Regions from separate parts of the Homo sapiens genome. Here all the other regions are linked to region 1. The links are chromatin loops, found by intact Hi-C in ENCODE. Cell type or tissue: Calu3. All regions are shown on one strand. Region 1 has its middle 290 kb from the start of LINC03121. Region 2 has its middle 310 kb from the start of LINC01035. Region 3 has its middle 41 kb from the start of LINC01036. Region 4 has its middle 29 kb from the start of LINC01037. Region 5 has its middle 25 kb from the start of LINC03121. Region 6 overlaps LINC01035 (long intergenic non-protein coding RNA 1035). Region 7 holds the start of LOC105371657 (a long non-coding RNA gene).

Evidence for each region. Peaks named below come from ENCODE experiments on the same cell type or tissue, not always from the same donor. Only the 100,000 strongest peaks of a DNase experiment are listed, where the experiment ranks them.
Region 2: it touches region 1 in a loop (2.7-fold over the local background); 6 of 110 quality-filtered maps call a loop at or near these places.
Region 3: it touches region 1 in a loop (3.0-fold over the local background); 6 of 110 quality-filtered maps call a loop at or near these places.
Region 4: a loop joins it to region 1, with 4 times the contacts of the local background. A loop is called at or near these places in 3 of 110 quality-filtered maps.
Region 5: a loop joins it to region 1, with 2.9 times the contacts of the local background. A loop is called at or near these places in 3 of 110 quality-filtered maps.
Region 6: a loop joins it to region 1, with 6 times the contacts of the local background. A loop is called at or near these places in 3 of 110 quality-filtered maps.
Region 7: a loop joins it to region 1, with 12 times the contacts of the local background. A loop is called at or near these places in 2 of 110 quality-filtered maps.

The regions. Positions count from the first base shown.
Region 1 is chr1:187,926,406-187,930,405 of GRCh38, forward strand. No RefSeq gene overlaps it. Among named protein-coding and RNA genes, the nearest start is that of LINC03121, 290 kb to the right of the region's middle. RefSeq lists an enhancer at 1,841-2,342. In Calu3, no CTCF peak of the experiment used is centred here; a DNase peak (open chromatin) is centred at 2,076.
Region 2 is chr1:188,593,144-188,597,143 of GRCh38, forward strand. No RefSeq gene overlaps it. Among named protein-coding and RNA genes, the nearest start is that of LINC01035, 310 kb to the right of the region's middle. In Calu3, no CTCF peak of the experiment used is centred here; no DNase peak of the experiment used is centred here.
Region 3 is chr1:187,050,262-187,054,261 of GRCh38, forward strand. No RefSeq gene overlaps it. Among named protein-coding and RNA genes, the nearest start is that of LINC01036, 41 kb to the right of the region's middle. In Calu3, a CTCF peak has its summit at 1,558 (motif pointing right); a DNase peak (open chromatin) is centred at 1,530.
Region 4 is chr1:187,412,338-187,416,337 of GRCh38, forward strand. No RefSeq gene overlaps it. Among named protein-coding and RNA genes, the nearest start is that of LINC01037, 29 kb to the right of the region's middle. In Calu3, a CTCF peak has its summit at 1,622; no DNase peak of the experiment used is centred here.
Region 5 is chr1:188,240,996-188,244,995 of GRCh38, forward strand. It overlaps the pseudogene LOC100421343. Among named protein-coding and RNA genes, the nearest start is that of LINC03121, 25 kb to the left of the region's middle. In Calu3, no CTCF peak of the experiment used is centred here; no DNase peak of the experiment used is centred here.
Region 6 is chr1:188,936,298-188,940,297 of GRCh38, forward strand. The region is part of intron 1 of LINC01035 (long intergenic non-protein coding RNA 1035); the gene reads left to right. Among named protein-coding and RNA genes, the nearest start is that of LINC01035, 33 kb to the left of the region's middle. In Calu3, CTCF peaks have their summits at 2,060 (motif pointing left) and 2,259; a DNase peak (open chromatin) is centred at 2,044.
Region 7 is chr1:189,148,182-189,152,181 of GRCh38, forward strand. LOC105371657 (a long non-coding RNA gene) reads left to right here and starts at 1,582. Exons shown (of 5, transcript XR_002958413.2): 1 at 1,582-1,695; 2 at 2,361-2,578. In Calu3, a CTCF peak has its summit at 1,741 (motif pointing left); DNase peaks (open chromatin) are centred at 1,590 and 2,060.

The sequences.
Region 1 (4,000 bases):
CTATGGCAGTGATAATAACTGGTCATTTTATTTGTGGTAATCATTTGAAAAATGTATGGAATCAACTTTGGAATTTCTGTATCACTTTACAGGCTTTGCATGTTAAAAAGGAATGTAGAAATTGATGCAATATTGGCCAATATATGCAATTCTGATGGTAGAGATGATAAATAGTCTTCCCAGTTTTGTATTTCCACTTATATCCTCTAAAATTATCCCTAAAAAATAGCTATTCAGTCAGTACATCACAGTCTTTGTGCATCTAGAAGTGGACATACGACTAGTGGTTTCTTGTTTTTTTTTTTTAAACTAGTGAAATATGAGCCAAAGTGACGTGTGTCATTTCCAGGCCAAGGTTTTTAAAAAAGTTGGTGTTCATTCCCCATACTTTTCCTTCAACAGCTAGAATTATATTAGATGTGGTCTTAAACAGAAGAAGCCTCATACCTGAATCACCACATGAAAAGCAGTGATCTGTGCACATCGAGCAATGCTTTGAACTCTGACATTAGCCAGAAATACTTTTGTTTTATTTCAGGTATTAGAGACTATATGTTATAGTACCTAGTATTACCCAAACTAACAACTCTCTTGGTACATACTGTGACAATACATTAGGAAGAATTGAAAATAAGGTTTTTATTCTTATTCAAGCAAAGCGAGTCTCACATTGTGAATAAACATTTTTGATGCGAGGGAAGGATTTGAAAGGATATTCTAGTGTGAAACAGCACTTTCTTGAGCTAGTCAGAGAGGGAGAAACAATTGAATTTGAGTTTTTGAAATGGGTATTTGAACTCTTAATGAATTGATGTTTTTCCAAAAGTATGTTTTATCAAATATGATTGGAAAACAATGCATTATGTATCCAACCTCTAGAGTTACATGTGCATTATCACATTAAAGGTTTTTTTGTTTTGTTTTGTTTTGTTTTGTTTGAGACAGAGTCTCACTCTGTTGCCCAGACTGGAGTGCAGTGGTGTGATCTTGGCTCACTGTAACCTCCACCTCCCAGGTTCAAGCGATTCTCCTGCCTCAGCCTCCTGAGTAGCTGAGACTACAGGCATGTGCCACCACACCAGGCTAATTTTTTTACATTTTTAGTACAGACGTTGTTTTACCATATTGGCCAGGTTGGTCTTCCAACTCCTGACCTCATGAGCCATTGTGCCCAGCCCAGATTAAGGGTTTTAAAGACCTGAAAGCAAACTGGTATTTCTTAATCTCAGCTTTTCAAACTTGCCTTACAGGGCAACTCTTTTCCCCTTGTAATACCTGTTAATATCTCACTGGAATATGTTTGGAGAGAAACATTGGAAGTACTCGCTGTAACTTACTCTGAAGTGAAGTTTAGCTTCACATAAGATTACCATTCAAGCTGATTACCAAATGTTATTGCTTGGAGCTACTTTTACAACAGGGAATGGTGGGTAACATCTAGGTCACAGGTGTCAGAGTTCAAGCATTGAATCCTGATTCTATCTCTCACTGCTAGCTGTATGAATGGGGACAATTTCCTCTGGTCCTAAATTTCCTCACTGTAAAATGTGTTTGTTATGAAAATTAAATTAGTTGATACACATAAAGATCTTATGTGTAGAGCACATAGTAAGCGCTCAACAAATATAGATGGTATCTGCACCTCTCTTTAAAAAGTCTAAAGCTACAGAGGAGTGAAGAATCCCATATATTAAAAACAAACAAACAGAAATGAAAACAAAAACAAAACAATCATCAGCTCAGAGGGTAAATGATATACCAAAAATGGATACACCTTTTTTGCCAAATAAAAACAAGAGATACATTATTGAAGAAGCAAGATGAAAAGAGAAAACAAAGTAAACAAAATCCTAGTACCATTTGCATGCTTGTAACATTTTCCCAGTGTTAATCCATTTTTTTCTTCTGTTTACCACTTCTTTCTCTTAAAATTACTGAAAAAAAAGAGCCTCCAAAATCCTCAAGAATGGTTGATACTTTGGAGAATGGAATAGAAAGAAAGTAGGAAGGAAGGAAAAGCTGCGAAAATTCTTCTGTGTTTCTCAGAGGAATGAGGCACGTCAGAAATGGGAGGCGGCAGCCAGAGGGAGCCCGTAGCTTAATTAAGTCTCACAGGAGACACTGTGATTGCATCTTAAGTGAGGGGAAGAATGAATACAGAATGGTTCCAGGGCAGTTTGTATCAACAGGGGACCCCTCCCCTTGTTTCTTCTCTCTGCCTTCAAAAGTGTTTCTTAAATACCAATATGTTGTCTTCAGCTTTGTCTTTTTTATTTTTTTTAAGTTTCAGAAAATTAAGAAGATTAAAAAATGAAATTTGTGTATAAGGGAAGCTCACTTTGGAGACATGAGATCATTTATTCTGGAAAATCAGTGTCTGGGGGAAACAAAAGCAGCAACAATAGTCAGGCAGACATTTAAGTGAGGCTTTAATCTACAGGCTCAGCACAGATGAAGACTGTGTATGAAACAACAGATCAAAAGTAGCCAGTCCTAGGCAAGAGACTTCACACAGCATAAAGTGTGTAGAGAATTTGCGACCTTGGAATTAGGCATGTATTTACTTATCTCTTAATGCACTGCATGGAACTTTACAACGAGTGGGAAAGCATGTGTTACAGGCATTGATCAAATATCTATCAACATGTCTCAATTATTTATCCATCCTATTTGAGCCAAACTATTACACTCATGCCAGACAGGGATAGGAAAATGACTCTGTAGTAACTGCAGATAAACAGCGAGTGCGATGTTGTGCATTTTATTTTGTGAATGGTGACATGCCATGTTAATCAAAATAACCACATTTCACCTTTCAGCTTTCTTTAAATTGAAGCCCTTGAAGTCTTTTTGGATCTTTTCTTTTCTCCTGGAGAGCTAAAGCATAGCTCCCTACATTTTCTCAGGTGTGCCTATGGTTGTAATTATCACTGTATGCTGATGCCACTGATTTTCTTCTTAGCCCAGTTTTGTTCTCTAGCTCCTGCATAATTTATTCAGCCATATCTATTCAGGTAGGACCAAAATAGAGCTCATGATCTCCAACCCCAATGCATTTACTTTGCAAATCAATAAGTTAGAAATTACCTATGACACCTCTCTGTCCCTCATCATTTACACAAAATTCACCATTGATTCCTTCTACATGTCATTAAATAGTCATTTGAAATATTAATTTCATGATTATGTAGTATTTTATCTTTGTTCTCGAATGTATTTAACCATCTTCTCTTCCGGGTATTTAAGCTGATTCTAAGTTTTCATTATTATATGTAATATATAAAATAATAAACATTCACTAATGTATTAAATAATATAGTATATAATTGATTTTATTAATTACTAATTATTTCCCTATTGATAATTTCAAACCTCCTAGAAGCCATAAGTTACATTCATAAAATTGGTCTTTAACAGGAAAAAAATGATGATGCCAAATGTTTTGATTACTTTTGAAATTCAAATAGTTGCAAATGTACTCATTGTTTACACATTTGTAAATGTTTTCATGAAAAAGTCAAGAAAATTTAATGTGTAAGAGACCCTTAACCAATATTAACATTTTAGAACTACATACATCATTACAGATTGCCCCTAAGGATCACAGGTGTTTCTTTTGTTGACTATATTAAAGAAGACACTAGCTTTGTTAAAATATTTCTTTTATATTGGAAAGAATATTTGGAACATATGATATAAAAGTGGGTGAAATACTTACAATCATATATCTGGAAATAATTCTCTTTATAACAAGTATCTACCAAGTACTAACTATGATTAGGAACTGTGCTAAGTGCTTTGCATGAGTTGTCTCTCGATGATCTAATGCAACTGGTACCATTATCATCACATTGTAGAGAAGAAAAATAACCCTCATGGTAAATATTTGTCCAAGGCTATTAATGACAAAGAGAACATGCTTTTAATATCTGAGTATCCTGCTATCACTTAGTATTGAAAAATATTATTTAGAATACTAGATACAACTAAATTCACAATT
Region 2 (4,000 bases), 670 kb after region 1:
ACATATGAAAAATTATTATGAGAAACTGGTGCTGCAGAATGGGGGAAATGTTTCTCAATAAATAGTTTTGTGTCAACCATTTATTTCTATTTGGAAAATAAATGCAATAGGTTATCTTCCTTTTTTATTCATAAAAATTTAATCCAAAATTACTAAATACATAATTGTATTGATAAGTAAATATATAATTGAAAAAGTAAAAATACAATAAAAATGTAAAAGACAATATAGGATAACGCCATTATTCAAGATAGAAAAATATTATATGATATAAAAATATGATAATAAATATATTTGGCTACAGCTAAATAAATAACTCCTGCTTGTATGAGGATATAATAAAGAAAATTAAGTATGAAGTCATCAAAATTTGTGATAACAGTGTATAGATGATAGATAGATAGATGATAGATGATAGATAGGTAGATAGATAGATAGATAGATAGATAGAAAGATAATGACATAGATAGAGATATCCTGAACAAACAATATAAAGAACAACTCAGATTCTGGAAATAAGAAAGACTGAACATGCAAAACCCAAATGGGCAAATCCCTAGAACAGGCTCTTCAGAAATCATCAAGCAAACATGGATGATAATACTTGAGAAAATGAACAACTTCATCAATAATTAGGGAAATGCAAATAAAATCAAAATAGTATTAAGTGTCTGTAGGGTGTGGAAAAATAGAAACACAATAAGAACACATAGGCTTTTATTGAAATTTAACTGGCATAATGATTTCTGAAAATAATTTGAGATTATACCGAAATATTGAGTTACAGCTTTTTGAGAAATGCTGAAGAATCGACATTTTCTCATTCATCTCAATAAAATATTGTTTGACACTGTTGCCCATTCTAAATTAATCATTTCCTCTTGCTAATCTTAAATTAACCAACTAATATCTGCTAAAACCTTAACTCCAGTCTTGAAGGGTCTTCATCCTATCCGATGACAAACAGAACCTGAGTTGCATTTCTTCAACAACTTCGAAGAGTGTGCAAGTCATACAATAAAACTGACCTTCTTTTCTCTAACCTACAGATAATTTAAGATACTTGACACAACAGTATACTAAACTGTCAATAGCTGCAAATATTCTTAAGTGGTGACCAAACCACTTTTGCTTGAGTTTTCTCCATCAGAATGTAAGATCCAGAGGATCCTTTTTATGTACCCCCTAAAACTTGACAGTGTTAAAAGAAGTCATTGTAAAATAATATTTATTGTAATCTTGTTTCTTCTAGCCACAGTTGGGAAATATACAAGTGTTACTAAACAGTATAATGGATAAATAAATTGTGGTATGTTCATAAACAAAATACTACTGAGAAGCAAAAAAAAATAGTAAAACTGAGTAGTTCTACTTAGCTATGTTAAACTGGGAAAAACATTGAGTAAAAAATTACTCATAAAAAATGCCTATATTAGATATAGTTTAAAAATGCAAAGTAAACTGCATATTTATATAGGAACCAAGATACTTGGGAAAAATAAAGAAGAGCAATGCAATTGTGAAGGAATAAATCTGATTTTTTTTTTTTGTATTTTTTTTTTTGAGATGGAGTCTCCCTCTGTTGGCCAGGCTGGAGTGCAGTGATACAGTCTCGGCTCACTGCAATCTCCGCCTCCTGGGTTCAAGCTTGAATAGTGTTCTTTGTTGAGGCTGTGGAAGGGATTCGATTAGGGAGTGAGATGTAGGTAATATTTTAAAAAGAATGATTACACTGTTTCTTATAATGGCCGATAATGTGGTTTCAGTCTGTACCCACCCAAATCTCATCTTGAATCATAGTTTACCACAATCTCCATGTGTGGTGGGAAGGACCCACTGGGAGGTAATTAAATCATGGGGGCTGTTTTCCCCATGCTAGTCTCATGATGATGAGTAAGTTCTCATGAGAGCTGATGTTATAAGGGGCTTCCCCCATCACTGAGCTCTCATCTCCTTCCTGTCGCCATGTGAAGAAGGATGTGTTTTCTTCCTCTTCTGCCATGATTATAAATTTCCTGAGGCCTCCCCAGCCCTGTGGAACTGTGAGTCAATTAAATTTTTTCTTTTTGTAAATTACTCAGTCCTGGGCATTTCCTTAGAGGAGCATGAGAACAGACTAATACAGGTGTTTCTTTTCTTTTTTTTTTTTTTTTTTGCATTTTTGTTCGCTACATTCCATGAAGTTTAAAATATTGTTTAATCTAGCCAATAGTCAAGAAACACTCAAAATGAAAATATAAAATTAACAAAAAGATATGTAAAGAAAGTATAGAAGGAAAGAAGAAAAATGAGAAAAGGAGAAAGAATAGATTAACTCATATCCCTCTTATGTGGATTAAAAGTGATACAATTTGGGAAAACCCTTTAAAGCACAGTCATCAGTTTATGTCTTTTTCTAACTGCAGCATCTGCTTCCTAAGCTTCATTTTATTCTTCAAAGGGCAATTTATTGTCAATAACTGTTTCAACACTGTCTATAGGACATAATGTCTTAGGTCTGCTTTCTTGCAAATATAATAAAGCTACCTTGTGGTACCTTCTTAATGTTTTCTATTATTTGTTGACTTTCCTCGTGTTTAATTGGTTTCCACACTCAGGATTGTTTAAAGAGATTTTATTATTTGGAGAATACTATTTAGATGTAACGTGCTATTGTTAGAAATAAGTCAATTGATAGAGATTTATTTATGCTCATTTAAAATGACAAATAATTCTATTTTGAGACATTTACTGATCTTAAATTTAAATATGATATACAATAATCCCATTGGATAACTTTTCACTGAGATCAGAGTATGGTCTCTTGAGAAAAAGTATTACCCAAAGGTCATACCACTTCTATTAAATGCTGCATTTTTCCATTATCAAACTGTATTGGAAGAATGAAATCTCTATTTATTATAAGAAGTAAAAGCAATTTGCCTGAACTTATTACAATCTGTCTAATTTATTAACCATACCTTCAAGTACAATACACTTAATAATTTATACTTTTGAAATACTTCCATGTGTCTTTTATTTTTTAAAGAGAAACACAACTGCCAACCTATGGAAAAGTCATTATTCCAATTAGAAAAATACTGACGGCCTAGAGTTCATTCAACAAATCAATATTTAATTAGCAATGTGTCAAACTGCAGATACCAGTCACTATAATATATGTTACTAAAATTAGATGTTTATTGTTGATGTAGCTGTGAAGAGTAGGTCACAAAGACCTATATAAAAATGAAATTAAGTATCCACATGACACTCAAAGACAGCCAAAACACCTCTTTTAGTATGACCTTAATAAAGAAAACATGCCATCATGTTTCTAAACAAAGCATTGTGGCTTTTGTCATTTTTATAATTGGCTTATGTATATGATTAAAAGGACCTTAACAGTGGTGAAATCGCAGAGTTGATTTTCACTGACTTCTTTTAATTCATAATTTTTTTTAGTAAGAGAACACCTTAATAAAGAATTTTAGTTGGTGTATTATTTACGTGCTTTAATGCATGTATGTGGTTACTATAGATAATGAAAACTATTACTTCTCTTACCCTTGAAAAACTAATCAACATTAGTGTTAAGTAAATTTCCCAGCATGAATCAAGAGAGTTATGCAAAGCAAAAAGCAAAAAGGAAAAAAAAAGAAATGTTCACAATTTGTAACTAATAGAAGAAATAATTACCTAAATATATTTTAATATTTCATATTTTATATATTAAACACACCTTGTCAGAAATGTAGGATAACATGTGTATCTAAATGTATATATTTGTATTTTATTTAAATACATAAAATGAAAATCAACTAATATATTTATTGAACACCAGTAGTGATTTATATATGAGATACTGTATTTGCATATAAACTATACTATAACTTGTAGTATTTGCATAGCATAAAATATTATACAAATTTTTTTTAGAAAAAAATGAATGTAGCAAATAGAAATAAAATATTATGTCACTGACATACAGAAATTTGAATTTCAGGTAAATATTTTTATT
Region 3 (4,000 bases), 880 kb before region 1:
ATAACAGATGCTTCATGATTCCACTTCTATGAGATATCTAAAAAAGTCAAAATCATGGCATCAAAAAGTGGATTAGTGGTTGCCAGAGGCTGGGGAGATAAATCAAGTGCTAATTAATGAGCATAAAGTTTCAGTTAAATAAGATAGGTAAGTTGTAGAGATCTGCTGTTCAGCACTGTGCCTATGGTCAGCAATACTTCAGATTTCCTATTAAGTGTTCTTAGCACAATAAAATTTTTAAAAATTAAAAAAATATATATTGTAGTCACTCTGACATGCATTTAAGGGTACAGTTTTTGGTTCAGGTATTAGAAATTTATATATCGGTTTTGCATTGTATATTTTCTTTAATGATAAATGACAAAGACAGTTTCTGAAAACAATGCTGCTGATGAATTTGACAAGCCATGGCTATAAAGAGCAAAATTAGCATGGATTTGCCTGTTCAGCGCTGGATTCACTCATCTCAACATAAAAACACATTTACCCTGTTATTCTCCTTCCTCACCAGTGTAGCAGGTATGAACCTAATCATACAAACTGAAAGGTACAAAAAAGTAATTTTTGCATAAGTCTTTCTACTCAGTGCTTCCATTCCACCAGGAGTAACTGAATTTTATTATCAGTTAATCTCCTTCCCCTAACATATATATGTACTTTAATATACTTTATCTTGAGTTGTTTCTAATCTTTTGGAATTTATGCATTAGCAGTCTCCAGAGAAGCAGAACCATAGGATGTTTTAAAATATTATATGTTATATATAATATATACATATTTATATATGTGTTATATATGTTTACATATTATGTATTGGTTCCAAGGCCTCCTGGGAATATCAAAATCTATGGATGCTCATGTCCCTGATACAAAATGCCAGAGTAACTGCGTGTAACCTATGCACACCCTCTGGTGTACTTTAAATCATCTCTAGTTTGCTTATAATACCTAATACAGTGTACATACTATGTAAATAATAGTTACACTGTACCGTTTAGGGAATAATGACAAGAAAAAGTGCATATGTGTTAAGTAGAGAAGCAATACTCTTTTTGAATATTTTCAATTCAAGTTTGGTTGATTCCACAGATGTGGAACCTACCAATGTGAAGTGCTGGCTGTATGTGTTTATGTGTTTTTGAGTGTGTGTGTGTGTGTGTGTGTGTGTCTTGTCCCTTCTCTGCGTGTATGTCTCAATTGTAGTAAAAGTAAAGGAAAAGTAGAATATATAATTTTCATTTATTCTGTAAAGTAAACATACCATCTTTGAAAATAGTGAGCTAAGAGGGAAATAGCTTCAAATCTATAACAAAATTACTTAGGAGGCTTCTAGCCATTTCGAAGCTCTCTTGATCATTACTGAAGCTTATTTGGTGGCTTCTTTCTGTTATCCTGATTCCCCATACCATGGTAGGAATCAAGTCTCTCTAAAGTTTAACCTGTGCTCCCTGAGGGATGCTTCTTGAAGGCTCATGTGCTCCTGGAACTTTTGATGACTGTATAAGCAAAGGCAGGGTTTTTTTTTTTTAGGTGTCCACCAGATGTCACTGTTCACCAGAAAAACGTGACTAACGCTGCAGCATTGAAACAAACAGGTGTTAATAATGATTTGATTCTTAAAATAGAAAAGGAAAAAAATAAAAAAAAAAAACAAGTAGATCTACATTACAACCCGATCTTAGGCAGGAAGTAAAAACTTTCTTTACTTTAGGCTAGAAAATGATCATCCTTTAGGAGCTTTTAATTTCACTAACATTTTACCCCTATTAGGAGACAGGGCAGGTGCTTCTAGTCACAACTATTTAGTGATAGACCACTGAAAGCTAGAACCTGGGTTCTACCCTAGGCCTTGTAATCAGAACATCAATGTTACTGGTCAAGTTCCTTAAACAATTCGTCTTCATTTCTTTTCCTATAAAACAAGAAGTCAGATATTCCCACCAGTCAAAAAATATTATAATCTTGCTTCAAAAACTTTAGATAAATACCTTCTCAAGGTTACCATTTCTTGAGTCTGCACTATAACCCAAGTCCTTTTTTACTCCTTAACACAAGCCAGAGTGCACTAGCACATGAAGCATTCCCTGGGCTGCTTCATTCAACATGAAAAAATAAGAGTCCCACTGACCATATTACCTTCTGCAGCCATTTTTCTTTCTATTGTCCAACAATATGTTTTCAGTTTAAATGTTTACAGTTTAAAAATAGAACTATGTAGGATTTATTAAAATATTTTTTGCTCTGATATTTATTTATGTTTGGGAAAACTGACTTGGCTTACTTTTAAATAAATTTCTTAATAAAACAAAATATAATAGATATATGCATATACATATATGAATAAGAAAATGAATACATATACCTACCATTCGGCTTTACAAAGTAGAACACCTTTTGTACCTCTTTACCCAAATAAATTTAGTCATTTATTTCACCAAGATCATTTAAGAACTAAATTTGCTGCACCAAAGTAAAGACTTTTCTCCTAACGAAAGGTTATTTCTTTCTGGATTTTAGCTTTTAGTAGCTTCATACTCTTAGTTCACCCACAAGCCTCAGAAGACAAGCAGAGGCAATAATGTGTCCCTATAGGCTCCCATCCCATTCTTTTTCTCCTCTTTGAGAGAAAAATTAAGTTCATACTGAAACTGCATTTTTTCTACTGCCTGTAATCTTTTATTTATTCAAAATTATAATAGATTGTAATTCTCATCTATGTTAAAATACAAATTAGTTCATTTTTCGGGGAACCTTGAGGCAGAGAGTAGAGCAATAAGAAAAGAGGAAGGTTTCATGGCTCACATCTGTAATCCCAGCACTTTGGGAGGCCGAGGTGGGCGGATCACGAAGTCAGGAGATCAAGACCATCCTGGCTAACACGGCGAAACCCTGTCTCTGCCAAAAATACAAAAAATTAGCTGGGCATGGTGGCACGCACCTGTAGTCCCAGCTACTCAGGAGGCTGAGGCAAGAGAATCACTTGAACCCGGGAGGTATAGGTTGCCGTGAGCCAAGATCGCGCCATTGCACTCCAGCCTGGGCGACAGAGCGAGACTCTGTCTCAAAAAAAAAAAAAAAAAAAAAAGAAAGAAAGAAAAAGAAAAAAGGAAAGAGGAAGCTCTCATAGTGACCCAGAGAGGAGAAAGCGCTAATGGGAATTTTCTAAGCAGGAAAATTTCTGAACCTAGAATGTGTAAATGTAACATTTGAATTTATCATCATGAGCTTTCAATTGGGGCTTATACTGTGTGAAGGTGGCATTCTGGGGTGAGAAGAGCCTAGGGCAGCAATAGAGCCAGACAAAAAACAGAGAGATAATTCAGATGAAGAAGGGATCTGAGTAAGAAATGATGGGGAACAATGTAAGCTCCCTGTTTCTCAGTCTATTTAAGGTAGTTTTATGAGTCATTTAAATTTAAACATTATTAAAAAGGTTTTCCTCAGTGTAAGAGTTGAAGAAAGAAGACTGAAACATGAAAAGTGGCTCAACAGTCAAAGACAGGTTTCTTTTGGAGAATAAACATGAGAGGGGCTTCTGGCCAAGTTAGGTCAGGAGCCTTCTCTCTTACAGACTAAGGGTATTTAAGGGTTCAGGGGCTCATGAGGAGGGGATGCCTTATCCTCCTAGGGTCCCACGGTTCAGTTAGGACCAGGTGTGCTGTCTGTATATAGCAGAGTTTTCATCAGCTCTCACCCCATTCCCAGACCACATCAGCCAACTTTTAGTCTGTGTCTCTTTGTCTTGCTTATCTGGGAGGGAGAGGTTTTGTGTCTGCTCCCATACATTTTCCTGTAGCTTCAGGCATCCCCGCAGTCCCCTCCCCACCTGCTCACCTGCCGTAGTCTGCTTTTAGCTTACCTATCTTAGTGCACCTAAAGGGAAAGGAATGTGCTTATTAGGGCCCACTGTTTTACTGGGGCCCACTGTATAAGTGTGAAGTTTGGTGATTACTCAAGAGACTTTCCCCCCTCCTTCTGTGCCCAAGCTGTCGTATCTGTG
Region 4 (4,000 bases), 510 kb before region 1:
AACTGTACAGATTAAATGCTTACTGTATCCCAGTCATAAGGACAAAACGCAGAATAAGACAGACATTATCCTTGAGAACTCACTATTAGTAAAATGAATGACTGTGATTCAGAATGATAGGTGCAAGAACTCATTGTACCTGAGTTTCAGGTATATTGTAGAACAAAAAGGGAGCTTTCCATGAAGTATTTGTGTGGGCTTTCATAAGGATTCTGAAGGAACAGCATTTAATAAGGCAATTGAATAAACTAATTTAGTGGAAAGATGTTAAAATGGAAGAGGGAGGAAAACAAGTTTGAAGAATTATCATTGTGAACTGCTTTGAAACTGTTAAGCAACCAGCACTGCAGAAAAGAATTCAAGAATGATGATTACATGCACTTTTTTTGGTTTCCCTTTGACAATTTCTTGCTAGCAATGATGTCAAACAAAAATATAATTTCTATCTGGACTCATTGTTTTACATATGGCTGCTTGATACTGCCAAGCAGAGCTAATGACTGAATATCACTGAGAAAGCCACGCTGATTGTGAAAGCATTCATCCCGAAAGCTTTGCTCTTAAAGCACTGCACTTTCTGCAAACGTGCAGTTCCTTTGTGTCTCAAATACTTACTTCATCTTTTCTCTGTTTCTTCTTACATCTCTAACCCTATTTTTTTCTTCATTCTGTCTTTTTCTTTGCTACATTTATTACCTATTTACCACCTGCTTCTTGCCTCCATATTTGACATATTATCCTCTATGTGTCCTGCTCAGGAGAAGCCTAGTAAGATAATTACACAAGATGGGCAATGAACAGGAGGCCATATACTGTGTCCCTCTGCTATGTCCAACCACATCCCCCAACTATGCTGTCCTAGCTCTCTAGTGTCCCTTAACTTGGGCTAAGGACAAAAAGAGAACAATCAATACCACTCAAATTGTTGAAGGTGGGAAGAATACAGGTAGAACTTTGCCTACCACCTAGATAAATATACAATTACCCCAGTGTCTATCTCCTTTATTCAACTTTTCTCTCTCTTTGTACACTTTTATTTTCCTCCCTTTTAGAGTCATTGTAAAATCTGCCTTTAAAGAAAATCAAAAGTAAGATCATAGCCTTCTCACATATTGCTCCACTTTTGCAGGTCCCCTGACATTAAAGAAAGTGTCAGCACCAATCTTCTTTTCTGGAATCATTGATTTTTTAATCCCATATTCTTTCACCCACAGCTACTAATTGCAGCTGTCTGTCACTCTGGGTTGGACAGGGGAACAAAGGCTATCATTTCAGTGAGTGAATATGATGACATGCAAGGCTGCAAAGAGGCACCATGATTGAATTCTGCATTCAGCCAATTTTTCCAGTGATCACATTTTAGATTTACCTAACCAGCTACATGCCAACCAGTTTAGTTCAATGAAGACACACAAAGCATGCATAACCTTGTTGTAGGCCTCTTCCTTTTCCCCTGTTTGTTTTAATCTCTGGGAGTTCTCTGTGTATCACCTTTATTGTCAGCACTTTAACTCTCCTTTTCTTTCAGCTTATGTTTCGCACAGGAGATATGAAATAAAAATCAGAATTATTACATAAACAAAGCTTCACTGAAGTTCTGTTGTACATATTTTTCATTTACTGAAAGCAGGGGGTGCTATATGCAAAGAAATCAGCTAGAGTAAGCAGGTAGAATTTCTAAAGACAGGCACCTGAAGACATTTATAGTGTCCCATTATAGAAGTGCTTTAAAATGTATCATTTCTTCCAGGTTCTGCCAAATGTACAATGATGCATGTCCTTACTGAGATATACAGACAGCAAATGTCACACACATATTCTTCTCATCGAAGAAGCAATGTGTTGTAACTAATAATGATTTCTCCAAATCACAGATTAATTGGTGTGCAATTAATTTAGCATATCTCAAACACAGCGGAGTATCCTCCACCTGAATTCATCTACAGTAATAAAACATTTTGTAGAGAATATTATTGCTCGGATGTCCAGATATTACCTTTCTCAATAAAGACTCTAATCCTCCCTTAAATAGATAAATAAGAAGTTAGAGAAAATTGACCAGAAAAAAATTTTTAAAAACATATCTCTTTACTTTTCCTTCCAAATAACTGACATCTTTTGAATTTTTTTCTTCAAATGGTTACATTTTTTTAATATCTCACTATACAATTTGAAACAGATAAAAGGAAAAAAAGTGCAATAAACACATAATTTGCAAGCACAAAAGGTAAAATGTAGTACAGGGTATTACATAATTTCAAAAGCTTCCTAAAAGAGCATAACTACGAACTTTGAAAGGTCAATTGATATTGAAGTGTTTTGACATGCCATATGGATAAAAAGCCTCAAGGACAGACAATTTGACTTGTTCAAAAAAAGGTATTATTTCTTTAAAACATTCACTTTCAATACTTTCCCATATTACAGTTATCTGTACAAGATAGATATGTAAGACACTTTAAAAAGCTTCTTTGCAGCAAGCAAAGTCCAACATCCAAAATGAATTATCCAAGATGAAGCATTCATTTTTAAGTGCTATAGTCTTGCCAGACATTCTGAAGATGCCAAAGTAAATTTGGATGTTTGGAGGGAATAGAAGAAGAAAAGTCAGAGCAATGAGAATACATTTCCGGGTCTAGTTCATAGATTCTACAATCTAAATGCAATGCAATATTTTTTCCAAAGTTCAAAATGTCAATAAATTTGATAATTAAGGTCACCTATTAATAATGATCTAACCAATAATATTGAGTTCATGATAAATAGGAATATGTGCTTATTGGTGCACTTTGTATTTATTAAGTTTCTCTGTCTGGTGGACTACTTTAATACCTAGTGATAAATTCATTCAGTTGCTTACTTACCGAGGGACTGCACTACAGCATAGAGCCACCAGCCTACTGACTCAACACTCCTGGAAAGTTAAAGCAAAACAAAACAAAATACCAGAGTAATAAAACAAGAGCAAAGAAAAAAATGATGTTTATTTGTGGTGACTTTTGGCCAGCGTGCAAGAAAAAGATGCTGTGTTTGCTACTGATTTTAATTCCTGAAGTCTTAAGAACAATAATTCCCATCGAGACAAATCAAGAGGTATATAACATGTTATATCTTCAAAATATTTACCTATATGCCATAAAATACATTTATTCCTGGATAAATGATAACTGAATGTGTCTACTTTATGAAACATCATGCTCGCTCCTTTGAGTGTAGTAAAGAGAAATGGAGAGATAAAGAAGACGCATTTCATGTCCTCAAGGGTTGTTATAGTCTGACAGAAGAAACCAAATCATACAAATGTGCAACCAAATAATACAACTGCATGACAGAGGAAGAGAAAAGCCAATTGTTGAATGTGACCTGATTAGAACAATTGTGGCATAGTGGGGAAAACACACACACACACACACACACACACACACACACACACACACACACACTGAAATCATAATTCTCTGGGTTTGATACAGGAGGTAGAAATAAATTATTTAGGCAGAGAGTGAGGGCAACAGAGTTCTTGGCAGAATTTCCCTTCTAACAAAAAGCATCCCCCCAAATAATTTCTTTTCTAACAAAGAGCAGCCTGAAAATTGAGCTGCAAACATAGATAAGCAAGCTGGAAGCTTGTATAGGGGAATGTCGGCAGTTGTACCAATAGAAAAGGGCTACCTTGGGGCCAGGCATGTCCAACGTGGAGGCTCTATCGTCTCTTTTTTTGTTACCATGTATACAGTAATAAAGGAATGGGCAACATGGCCCAGCTCAAACAGAAAACCCACCTGCATAATAAAAGATTAGGTTGGGGGCTACCAGAGATTTGCACCCTATGCAAATGGCACAACTGGTCTAACCAGTCTTTTGTGTGCTATATAAATCAGACACTGCCTCCCCACCAGCTCATCTATAAAAGCCCCTGCATTTCATCACAGATCCAGCAACCTATTTTTCCAGGACCTCTCTCTGCAGCAGAGAGCTATTCTCTTTCTTTAGCTTATTA
Region 5 (4,000 bases), 310 kb after region 1:
TCTCTTCTTGGTATATACCCGAAGAAATTAAATGCAGAGTCTTGAAGAGATATTTGTACACCCATGTTCATGGCTAAATTATTCACAATAGCTAAAATGCTAAAACAATTCAAGTACTATGGTTTGGATATAGTTTGTTTTCTGTTGAAATTTGATCCGCAGTGTTGGAGACAGGGCCTCATGGGAGGAGTTTGAGTTGTGGGGCCGATCCCTTATTAATAGCTTAGAGCTGTTCTCCTAGTAATGAGTAAATTCTCACACTGTGAGCTCCCTAAAGAACTGCTTGTTAAAAAAAAAGCCCAGCACCCCAGCCCCTCTCTCTTCCTTCCTCTCTTGATATGTGATAATCACTCCTCTTCACCTTCTGCCATGAGTGGAAGCTTCCTGAGACCCTCACCAGAAGTAGATGCTGATACTATGTCTCTTGTGCAGCCTGCTGAACCATGAGCCAAATAAACTTCTTTTCTTTATAAATTACCCAACCTCAGGTATTTCTTAATAGCAACACAAATGAATGAAGACACCTAGTGTCCATTAATGGAAAAATGAATAAACAAAATGGATGTAGTATATATGTGGTACATACATACATACAATGGAATATCATTCAGCCTTCTTAAGGAAGAAAATTTTGACACATGCTACAGTAGGAATAAACTTCGTGGACATTATGCTAAGTGAAATTAACTAGTACCAAAAAATAATACTATAAACTAATTATTCTACAGCCATAAGTACTTAGAATAGTCACATTTATGGAGAAAGAAAGTAGAACTTTGACTGCCAGGGACTAGGAGAAGAGGAGAATGGGGAGTTATGTAACGTAATTCCACATTTCAGTTTTGTGAGAAGAAGAGGGTTCTTGAGATTGGTTGCACAACAACGTGAATATATTTACCCAATTGAACTGTACACTTTAAAATATTTGAGATGATATACTTCAGTTCTGTGCGACAATTAAAAATCCTAATTAAAAAAGTAAGAGCTGTGTGAGCCATTTTTTTCTACCTTCCCCTATTAGCTCCATACCTTTTTGTCAAATCCAAAGATAATTTTATATTAGATAAGTAGTTTCTCTCTGCTTGTACCTTGGTACCAATGACAGTCTTCTCATATTCTTGTTACCTCTTTCCAATTTATGCTTCGCATAGCATATGCTAGCTTAAGTTCAGGGAAATATTTTATGATCTGCTCCATCACTTTTTCTGTTCAAAGTGTGAGCTCATACACTGGGAAGAGATGCAAACACCTGGAGCGTATAATTGCTGGTTTCTCTTCTCTGAGCATGACCAAGACAAAGGCAGCTCTTTTATGAACACAAGATAGAGACTGGGGAATCAGGTTCTGTGTAGGTTCAGAGACCATTAAAGGTGATGCATTGTCCTGTCTTGAATTGACAGATGAAGAGCATGAATTAGATTCCCTGAAAAAGTTAGGGTTTCAGTCAAAGCTCTCCAAATGACATCATTGAGTAAAGAATTTAGAACCCTCTCAGGAATCCCATTTGGTTTATATTACTGATAACGTTAGTTCAGAATGAGCTTCTTTGGTAAAAACTGGGCAACGCTAGTCTCTTTCTGTTTATCTGTCCTTTTTCATTAGTATTGGTCTTAACAATAGCACCCTTGACATCTAGCTTGATTTTCTCTTCCTTAAGATGCAAGTTGCTCACCTACTCAGAGCTTCTTCCTGCTCTTTCCCTGCTGGTGCTCACAATTAGATGGTCTTGGCCCAAATTGTGGAGTTGCAAGTGACACCTTTCCCTGGGTGAATTTGCTAGCCGGTGCTGTGAGACAAACAGATTTTGGGGGTTAATGCCTAGCCCTAATGAAGGAAGTTTTAAAATTAGAATTCTAATAATGCTATTTTTCCACTTAAAGATAATAGACTACTTCTTGACTGACTGCAGAAATCTTTCTGAGGTTTTCAAAGGAAAGAACTGCTAACAAGTAAGTCTGGTAGAAGTTATGTTTTCTAGTTGGGGTCTCATATCTTTTCATAGACCTCCCAGGGCCACCTTAGCATCTCTAAATGAGTAATTAGCACTTTCCCTGCTGATTTAAAATAATGGAAACCCTAACTATACAAGGCCAAAATTTGGGAACAGTTCATATTAGATGCTAACCTTTTTTTTGAAAAGCTTCATTCTTTAATTTGCACTGGTCTATAAAGAAATTAATTGCTCTCATATCCAGAATGCACACATCAGTGGGAAAAAAACAAGACCAAAATAAAATTAAGTGCAAGTATTTTTCTTCAGATAGGTGGCATTTGTTGTAAAATTAAGTATACTCTTGAACATTTATGGTTATAACTTAATACTTTTGTAACTAATAAATAAAATATATGCCATACTTGATTCTCTTATTAAGCAAAATCTTTATCAGATTTCCATCTAAAATATTTTCTGTACAATTAGCAGACATTATATTTGTTTTATATATTGCATATAAATTCAGAAAAAAATGTATATTATGAAACCAAAGATGACACATGACTTTTAAAAACAACTTATTTACTTGAAAGTTATTAGTGTGTTACATACTCTGATTAACTAGGTAGGATTGTCCAGACAAACCCATTTACTCATTCATTTAAAAACAAAATTTGGGCGGGGTAATGTGGGTCATGCCTGTAATCCCAGCATTCTGGGAGACCGAGTTAAGTGGATCCCTTGAGCCCAGGAGTTTGCAACCCGCATGGGCAACATAGTAAGATTCCATCTCTACAAAAATATGTACTTTTAAACTTAGCTGAGCATGGTGGCATGTGTTTGTAGTCCCAGGTTCTGAGGGAGGATAAGGTGGGAGAATCACTTGAGCCTGGGAGGTTGAGGCTGAATGAACTGTGATTGTGCCACTGCATTCCAGCCTGGGTGACAGTGACACCATGTCTTAAAAAAATTAAAAATTAAAAATTGAAAAAAAAGAAAAATAGAAATAAAAACAAAATTTACCAAGCACAGATCAGGTACAGAAATTATGCTAGGAGAAAAGTAAAATTGTGTATTTGACTATCAGCCAGAATTCTGTCCATCATATTTCACTGAAATAGCATTGAATAAATTTATCTTCCAGTTCATTTTCTTAACATTAAATTCATCATTATGGATTATCAACATCTTATTGCAATGTAGTATACATTTAATGTCCTTATTAAATATTTACCAAAATATATGTTAGGATTTTAGATTGCAGAGACATGTAATGATTTAGTCTTTCTTATTTAGAATATATTCTTGAAACAATATAAATGCTAATTTTATTTCAGTAAAAGCCTTATAGCATTTAGTCCTCATTAAGAACCAGTGAGACACAGAATATTATCATCCTCATCTTACAGATGTGGAAACTACTGCAACACAGAGTGGTTGAATAACATTCCGAAGATTAGAAAATGGTAGAACCCTGTTATTTCAGTTGTAGAAGCTGTGCCCTTCTTCATTATGTTGTGCTCCCTGTACAAGCAGGAGCTAGAAAAGAAAGCATATAGGCAGCAGTTGTCTAGATAAAATAAGAAGAAAACTTGAAGTCCTGAAATGGGAAAAATCACTATTCTTTTTTTTTTTTTTTTTTTTTTTTTGGCGGGGGGACGGAGTCTCGCTCTCTTGCCCAGGCTGGAGTGCAGTGGCGCGATCTCAGCTCACTGCAAGCTCCGCCTCCTGGGTTCACACCATTCTCCTGCCTCAGCCTCCCTCACTACTCTTTAAATACAATTAATTAGTAATGTGAAAAAGGACCTTAGATATAAGCCAGCACAGCTATATAGAATCTTGTAAACTACATTAAGACGATCCAATTTTAGCTTCACAGTCATGGAGCTTACAGAGGAAACATTTTTCTGCACCCTGGGGGTAAAAAAGAAAATGTGACATAATTATACTTCATTAAAAAGCAATATTTCTCTGCTACTCTTTGAAAAGATTTAGGGGAAGGGTAAGAGTATGAGCACTGAGTATGTTTGGTAAAACAGATCTCAGTTAACCAGCTGTGAGAGTATG
Region 6 (4,000 bases), 1.0 Mb after region 1:
TAGTATAAAATATGTTTACCTACTAATGGATGATCACTTCTATTTTTCTTCCTAACATTATCTTAGCCAGTGTTCACCTACTGAAAAATTATCTACTGTCCTTTATGTGTATTAAAAATCCATATGTGTACAATTGTCATACAATTGCTATGGTAGAAGTAGCAATGTTATTTAGTATACAAATAAAATGATTTTAAAAAGCACAAAATCGCCACAAAAACGTACGTCTTTATATAAATTCCAGAATGTCAGTTATCAATTTATTCCTTTATCATGATTTATACATAATTTTGGTCGTTACACTGCAGTGATTAAGCATAGAAACTTTGACTTCAGGATTTCCACAGTGGAATGTTGGCTTTCCTACTTACTGGGTTTGTTTTTCTATTACTGCTGTCACAAATTACAGCAAACTTAGTGGTTTGCAGGAATACAAATTTAATACCTTACAGTTCTGTAGCCTGACATGTGCCTCACTAGGCTAAAAAGGTGTTTACAGATCTCTGCTCTTTATAGGGGGTTGTAGGGAAGAATCTATTTTGTTGCGTTTGCTAGTTTCACATTTCTTGTTTGGTGTCTTTCTTTCTCCCTCTTCAAAGCCAGCAATGGCTGGTCCAGAGTTTCTCACACCGAATCACTCTGGCTCTCAATCTCTTACCTTTCTCTTCCACTTTTAAGGACCCTTGTAATTATATTGGGGCCAGGTAGATTATCCAAGATAATCTATATATTTTAATGCCAACTGATTAGCATGTTTATTTCCATCTGCATGCAGCCTTAATTTCCCTTTGCAATGTAAGGTGACATATTCTAACATGGACATTTTTTGAGTGTGTGTGTGTGGGGGGGAGGATTATTCTTTCTATAACAAAAAGTGACTTTTAAAGTTATTTACATCAGAGTTTAACTTGAAGATTTGACATGATATGTGGTACTTATAAATATCTCTGTAAATATTATTAGTCATAATCATTTTAAGTTTGATGTAGGAATACTTTTTGTAGAATTTTTTTATTATCATACTTTAAGTTCTGGGGTACATGTGCAGAACGTAAAGTTTTTTTGCATAGATATACACATGCAATGCTTAAATTGTAAAATTCCCTTTGCCATTACATGAAGTTTTCTGCTCAGTCTTAAGAAGTAGAACTATGCAAAATTTCATGATATGTGCATAAATACTCTTAATTTTATAAAAGTTATGTTTTCAGGTTTGTAAAATAATCATGGAACAAAACTGAATATTACAAATATAGTATTATATATACCATAAAGTCCCAATAAAATAGCTTTTCTTTACTTGATCAATTTTCTTTCGCCAACTTTTCCAAAAAATACCCCTAGGACCAAGTTCTAGGGTGACTATAGGTCTTCTTTACATCCTATACACATCGAAATACACACTTATGTATCTTAAATAATACTTATTTACCTAATTTAACATTAACATTATGAATTTGGGTGACAGCATATACATACAATTTTATATTTGTTTTTAGAAAGACAAATTATATAACATTTTATTTAACTTTTACAAATGGAGACTTTGTAATGTGTCTTACAGATGTTTATTTTTAAATACAAGTGGGATGTGATTAAACATTTTGGGAAAGTATTATCAGAATACATTTGGACAGTGTTCCATTCCCATTTCATAATTAGTAATGAAACAGTTATAAAAGCTGCTCCCCTCACCACTATGTCCCCACCTTAGTGAGAGATCTGTGACAATTTCATAACTTCCATTCTTACTAAGCTATTGTGGCACAAAGAACAACTTGTAACATTTCTTTCAGGAGAAAGGAATGCTTATCACAAAGTAAAGCACCTCCTGAGTCAGCCTATTCAGGCAGATTTGCTGCCACGTTTATTAAATTCCTGAGGGTTTTATTCCTCAAGTTATTACTCTCAAGTGTATGAGCAAGAAAAGGCCAGAACCTATAGGACCTTAATGTGTCTGTTCGTGTAAATGTTTACTAAAATTAAGAACAATACAGTAAGTCAAAGCAGGGTGTCTGGTGGCTTTCCATTTTTTTCTGTCTCCTCGGTGTCCCCTGGTGGCTAAGCAAGATTGGAGTTCAGATCCCGTTTTTGACACCAGTTTTTGACTTTGTGTCAATAACTTAATATTTCTGGAGATTTTTTACAGTGAAGGGGCTATAATAACACTGAAATGATAATCTTGTTGTGGGTTTAAATGAAATTATCTATCACATATTATTTTAGAGGGCCTGACCCAATGCAGGCTTTCAATGCATTGTAAGTTTATTAGCACTTTTTCCAATGGTTATTTTTCTGTTCTACTATTTTCCATTTAATCTTTCTATTTTGACACAGGATTTATCTAAATTTTATCAACCTCACTCAAAAACAGGACTCCCTATGTGATATTTATCACTGGTTGCAAGCTCAATTTTAAAAGTTAAAAAAAAAAAAAGATATTGTGGAAAAATGTAAGACAAATAAATGAAACAAATTTCCACATTTTTTCCTGTTTTCTTATGGTCTGTTAGACATAAGCCCTGTCTTAGTCACATTGAAAATTTGCTTCATCAAAGTATTACTTATAATTAAATAACTTCAATCTATCAACATAAATGAACCCAATATCAACTTAACTTGACTTAATTTTATATTATCACTGGAAGATCAAAGAATTTTGTACAAATCAGCAAATAGGAAGACCAAGTCAAATTTAGCTTATTTCCACACTAACACAAAACCTTTCCTGCAAAACTTTCTGTTGCTTAAAAAGGCCAGAGCTTTTTAAATGAACATGTGCATCCTAAACCATCCATTCCAGTGAGGAGGAGGAGGGCATAGTTCAGGGAGTAGGTTTTCAATTAACAAATTGATGCCAGATCTGGACCAAGAGAACAACACTTTTATATTAACATATTATGACATGAGACCTTCAATAATGAGTTGGCCAGGACCTCATTTTTATATCTCAATGAAATAGCTCACAGAATAGCGTGCTACTTCCATGATTATGATAAGCAATAATTATAGGATTGGGTTTTTAAAGTTTGTATGGTAAGAGCAATACATATACTGGGCTAGAGAGGAATAAGTGAAAAGGTCTCTTGAGAAAAGCTTCACTTTATTTTGAACTTCATTATGCACTTGCCACTGATGGGAAGTTAAAAAGATTTTTTTAGCTTGCAGTGCACCACAGGTTAACAGACGATGTGATATTGGCTCAATTATATATTTCATCATCAATCCTAATATTATGACACAGAAACAGGTGGGCGAGAATGTGGCAGCATTCATTTTTATTATACAATTTCTATGTTATTTATTGTAATATAGTGATTATTGCAAATGCCATTTCATATAGTTTAGCATTATCACTAAATATGTGACATTTTCTCAAAAACAGAGTAAGGGCACAGCTAGAATTTATTAATAGCATACTAAAATATTCATTTCTTCCTTTTTATTAAAGTATTTTTTGTCACTCACAATGATTTAATAAAATGAAAAAACTTTTCTTGAGTCATGGAAAAAGAGCAATAATTTTAGTTTTAATTCCACAACGAGCTATTGAGCAACCATTTGGTTCCAGTTGTATACAGGGAACTAAATTGGCAAAATAAACAGACAATATAGTCTCCAACTCACTGTACCATCAAATCAAATATTAGCTTTGTGACACAAGCCAAATTATTTAACAAATCTAAGCTTTAATTTTCCCACATGCTAAGTATTCAATTAAAATGTATGTTCAATAAGGTTTACTAATATGATAAAAGATAATGCTATATTATAAAACACTGTTTTTTTTATTCTATTCTCCCTCTGTTTTCTCATTCTATTATTTTGTGCAGTAATATTGATTTGGCACATGAAATGCCCAAAATGGCTATTAAGCTGTCTTCACTTCTGATTCACTGGGTCCATGGTTGAAGCATTTCACCCTTGGATCCCAGATATTTTAAATCCATTGTGCCCCAAAGCATGAGGACAAAAATTAACATTTTTGAAGTAGATAATG
Region 7 (4,000 bases), 1.2 Mb after region 1:
AAAGCTAGTGCTCTTGTCTGCACCATCGTCTTCTCCCCTTGAGGTTCAGTTCCCTCATTTGTAAACTGGGTATGATTGTAATACCTACCTCACAGGTTTATTGCAAGAGCTACAGAAATTATTGCACGGTAGAGTGCAATTGGATTTTATCATTCTATTCCTTTGCAAAATGTCATCAAACTAAAAAAAATCTATGGTATCTAGAATAATTTTCTTCACAGAATTGTTAATGAAGGAATATACATTGTTTAGGTTACATGTTGTTTGAAGTAATTTTATTTCAATACAAAGTATGAAAGAGTATATACCTCTGACTTTGTTTTTGTTTTGGTGGGTGTCAGGAACTCAGCTCAGCTGGAAAAGAGTTGAGCCACTGGAGAATTGGCTGCTGTCAGAGTAACCAATTAAAGCAACAAGCCTAAAAATAGAAGAGAATCAGAGAATCCTTTAATCCATATATATATGTATATATCTTGATATATACATATTAATACATCTTAATCCATATACATATACATCTATATATATATCCTTTAATCAATGGGATTTACTGCATTTATAAATGTACACAAAAACGTGTTTTAAAGTGGCAGTGAGTCCATCTTGTTGTGTCCATAGCCTATGTCCCAGTCACAATGCAGCTTTATTAATGAGACAATGGATCAAGCCCTGGGATAGATGGGGCAGGAAAATATTAACACTCATATTGTATATAATCCCATTCCCCTGTTTTTACAGATCCTTCTGAAGTGGGAAATTTAAGAAAAATGTTACAGGAAGAAAAATTTTCATATCTGGTGCCTAGTTATAAATAAGTTTTTCCAAAATCTTCTAACAAAAACTTTTTTGTTTCAATCCTGTAATTTGGTAATTTTAACTTCCTTAATAATACTATGATAGTAAATTAAACAAGCAAACAAACAAAAATATAGGTGTAAATTATTATTCATTTATTCCATGCAGGTAAAGGGTTTGTTTCTTCCCCTAGAATTTGAACACACTTGTGACTGCCTGGATTGATAAAAATATGGTTTTTCTGAATTTCAACAAACTGTGTTCTATACTCCACTTAAATATAAAACCTATGAGATAAGGGATATTTTCTGTCTTGCCTCACAGTTATGTATCTGGTAATCAGCCCAGCAATTGGCAAATTTTAGATACTGAATATAAATTTATTGAATAAATAAAAAAGCAAGTGGGTGAGGATCATAGATGTGGCTCTCAATAAGAAAGCATTTCCCTTTTAAAAAACTGGAACATATTTATATTTCCAATATAGGTGATTCTTGCAAAAACATTCAAATTAATATATTAACTTTAAGCCAGAATGGGTTAAAGAATTAATATATTAACTTTAAGCCAGAATGGGAAGGGAAGAGTGTGGTCCCTTTAAATGATATGGAAGCCGGAACGGAAGTGCAGAACAGGGGAGGTCTTGTTCCCCGGCTAGGGCTCCGCCTTCGGGGACCTAGGTGAGGACAGGCATTTCCTGCCCAAATGTTGCATTTCCCAAGACCACCCTGGCCCACCACGCCCCCATCCTGGGCCTATAAAAACCCAAGACCCTGGCGGGAAGACACAGAAGTGGTTGGGCGTCGTGAGGAACGCATCGGCGGCAGAACACTCAAGCGGCTGGTTGTTGAGAGCACGCCAGCTGAAGAGCACCCCTGCACACTGGCAGGCCATCCACAGGTGGGACGAGGCAGAATTTACTGGGGCTATTGGAGGAGAGCTGGGGCCATCTAGCGGCCCAGCTTCTGGGGACAACCATCTCCCTTCTGGCTCCCCCATTAGCGGAGAGCCTTGCACTCATTCTCCAAGCCCACATGTGACCTGATTCTTCAGGTACACTAAGGCAAGAAACCCCAGGATACAGAAATCCGTCTGTCCTTGTAATAAGGAAGGGGGTTTAATTGAGCTGGTTAATACAGGCCGCCTATAGATGGCAAACTAAGAGAGCACCCTGTAACATACACCCACTGGGGCTTCAGGAGCTGTAAACATTCACCCCTAGACACTGCCGTGGGGTTGGAGCCCCACAGCCTGCCTGCCTGTATGCTCCCCTAGAGGTTTGAGGAGCAGGGCACTGAAGGAGTGAGTCACACCTCCATTGGACGTCCTGCTAGGGGGACAAGGAAACCTTTCTCATTTCAGTATGTTGTTTTAACATCCCATTTGTTTCAAAAATGTCATTGAATTTTACAAAGTCTATTGTATCTACAATGAAGATTTTCCTATACATATTAATGAAGTAATATACATTATTTACTTTACATATTGTTATTAATAGAAGCAATAGTATTTCAATACAAACTATGAAAAGGTGTATACCTCTGAATTTATTTTTGTTTTGGTAGGTGTCAGAAACTCAGCTCAGCTGGAAGAAACTTGATGTACCAGGTATCAGAGTAGCAAGTAAAGCCACAAGCCAAAAATGAAAGAGAATCTTTTAAGTGCTTATCGTGATGGTGTAAGTAATTGTCCAAAAGAAACGCCGATTCCTTCTGTTCCATTTTTACCTGTGGATTGTGGATTGAAATAACCATTGGACCATGAGGAGAGACTCTGAAGAGAGGTATGTGACAGAGTGGGGCCTAGGGGTGGAAACTGCTGGGTGCTGAATCAGAGCGGGGAAAATCGTCTTTGTTTTCTCCCTCCTTCACCCATATGGAGGCCTCAGCAGAGACATCTGAAGAGACTCTTGCCAGGCCTCGAAGAGACTCTAGAAATGAAGGTGCTGGGATATTTCATAGGCTAAGATTCACTTGATAGAAAAAACAGGGGATAAAGGAAAATTTAAATGACACCATGAAAAAATCATTAGACAAACTCAGAAAGTCGAATATTCTACAGGACAAGTCTTTTCAACAAGATAATGTCTGGGGGGAAAAAAGACACTGTGTGTTCTTTCTATTTTGAGAGACATAACAGCCAATGCAGTGAGTGATTCTTTAGTGGATCCCATTTTGAATAGCTGTAGAAAACATTTCTGGTACTGAGTATCAGATAATATCAGCAAGTTATGTCAATTTTGTTAGATGTGATACTAATAGTGCAGTTATTTGAGAAAATGTCCTTATTTCCAACATATGAAATGTTTAGAGATAAAGTATTATTAAGTAATTTACTTTAAAATACTTCAGAAAAAAATATAAACTGTGGCAAAAATATTAACAATGGCTAAATCTGGGTTATGGCTACATGATTCTTTTTATATTTTGTTTAATTGAAAATATAAAAACCGAGTGGTGGTTTAAAAAAAAAAAGAGAAAGAGAAATGGAGGTGCTGGAGATAGAAGTTTAAATATGGAAAGGGTGTGATCTGCCAGTTTGCCTGAGTCCTTGACTGCAACTCTCTAATTTAGAGACTGCAATGTGCTGACTGTGCACCAAGTCTGTTCCAGAGAGGGTGACTACCTTCCTTGAGGACTGTCAGGTAAAGCCTCTGCAATTGCCTGTGGCTGGGACTGAAAAATTATGCAGGTTTTTCACCAAGAGCCAGACTCCTCAGTAGTGAGCCAGGCCTGTTAGATTTCGATATATTTTTCTACTTAGGCAAGAATATCAAATTGCTTTTTAGTATAGTACTAACAATGAATAAATCTTTATTTACATGTCAAATACAATACCATTTTTGAATGTTTAGTGGCCTACCTGTTACTTTTAAAATAACTGAGAGAACATCAGGAATTCAATTTTATGGCTGATGCACTTGAACAAAAATAAGTTTGGGACAAGATGTTATATTTCTTAGCATTTTGCTTTACAGTGTATCACAATTTACAAAATTATCAAATTGTAGCACTTTTTAGTCTTTTAACTTTAGAAAGGTGAGATGTGTCAATTAAAAAAAGAGGAATATCTAAACGTTGTCCAAAAGAAACTGATTGAAAATCCATTTTGATTTGGTCTTAAATTTTAAAACCATAACCCTCTCTATACAATGTTAAGTATTTCTGCCATTAGTTTTATTTATTTATTTTGTTAATATTATTTT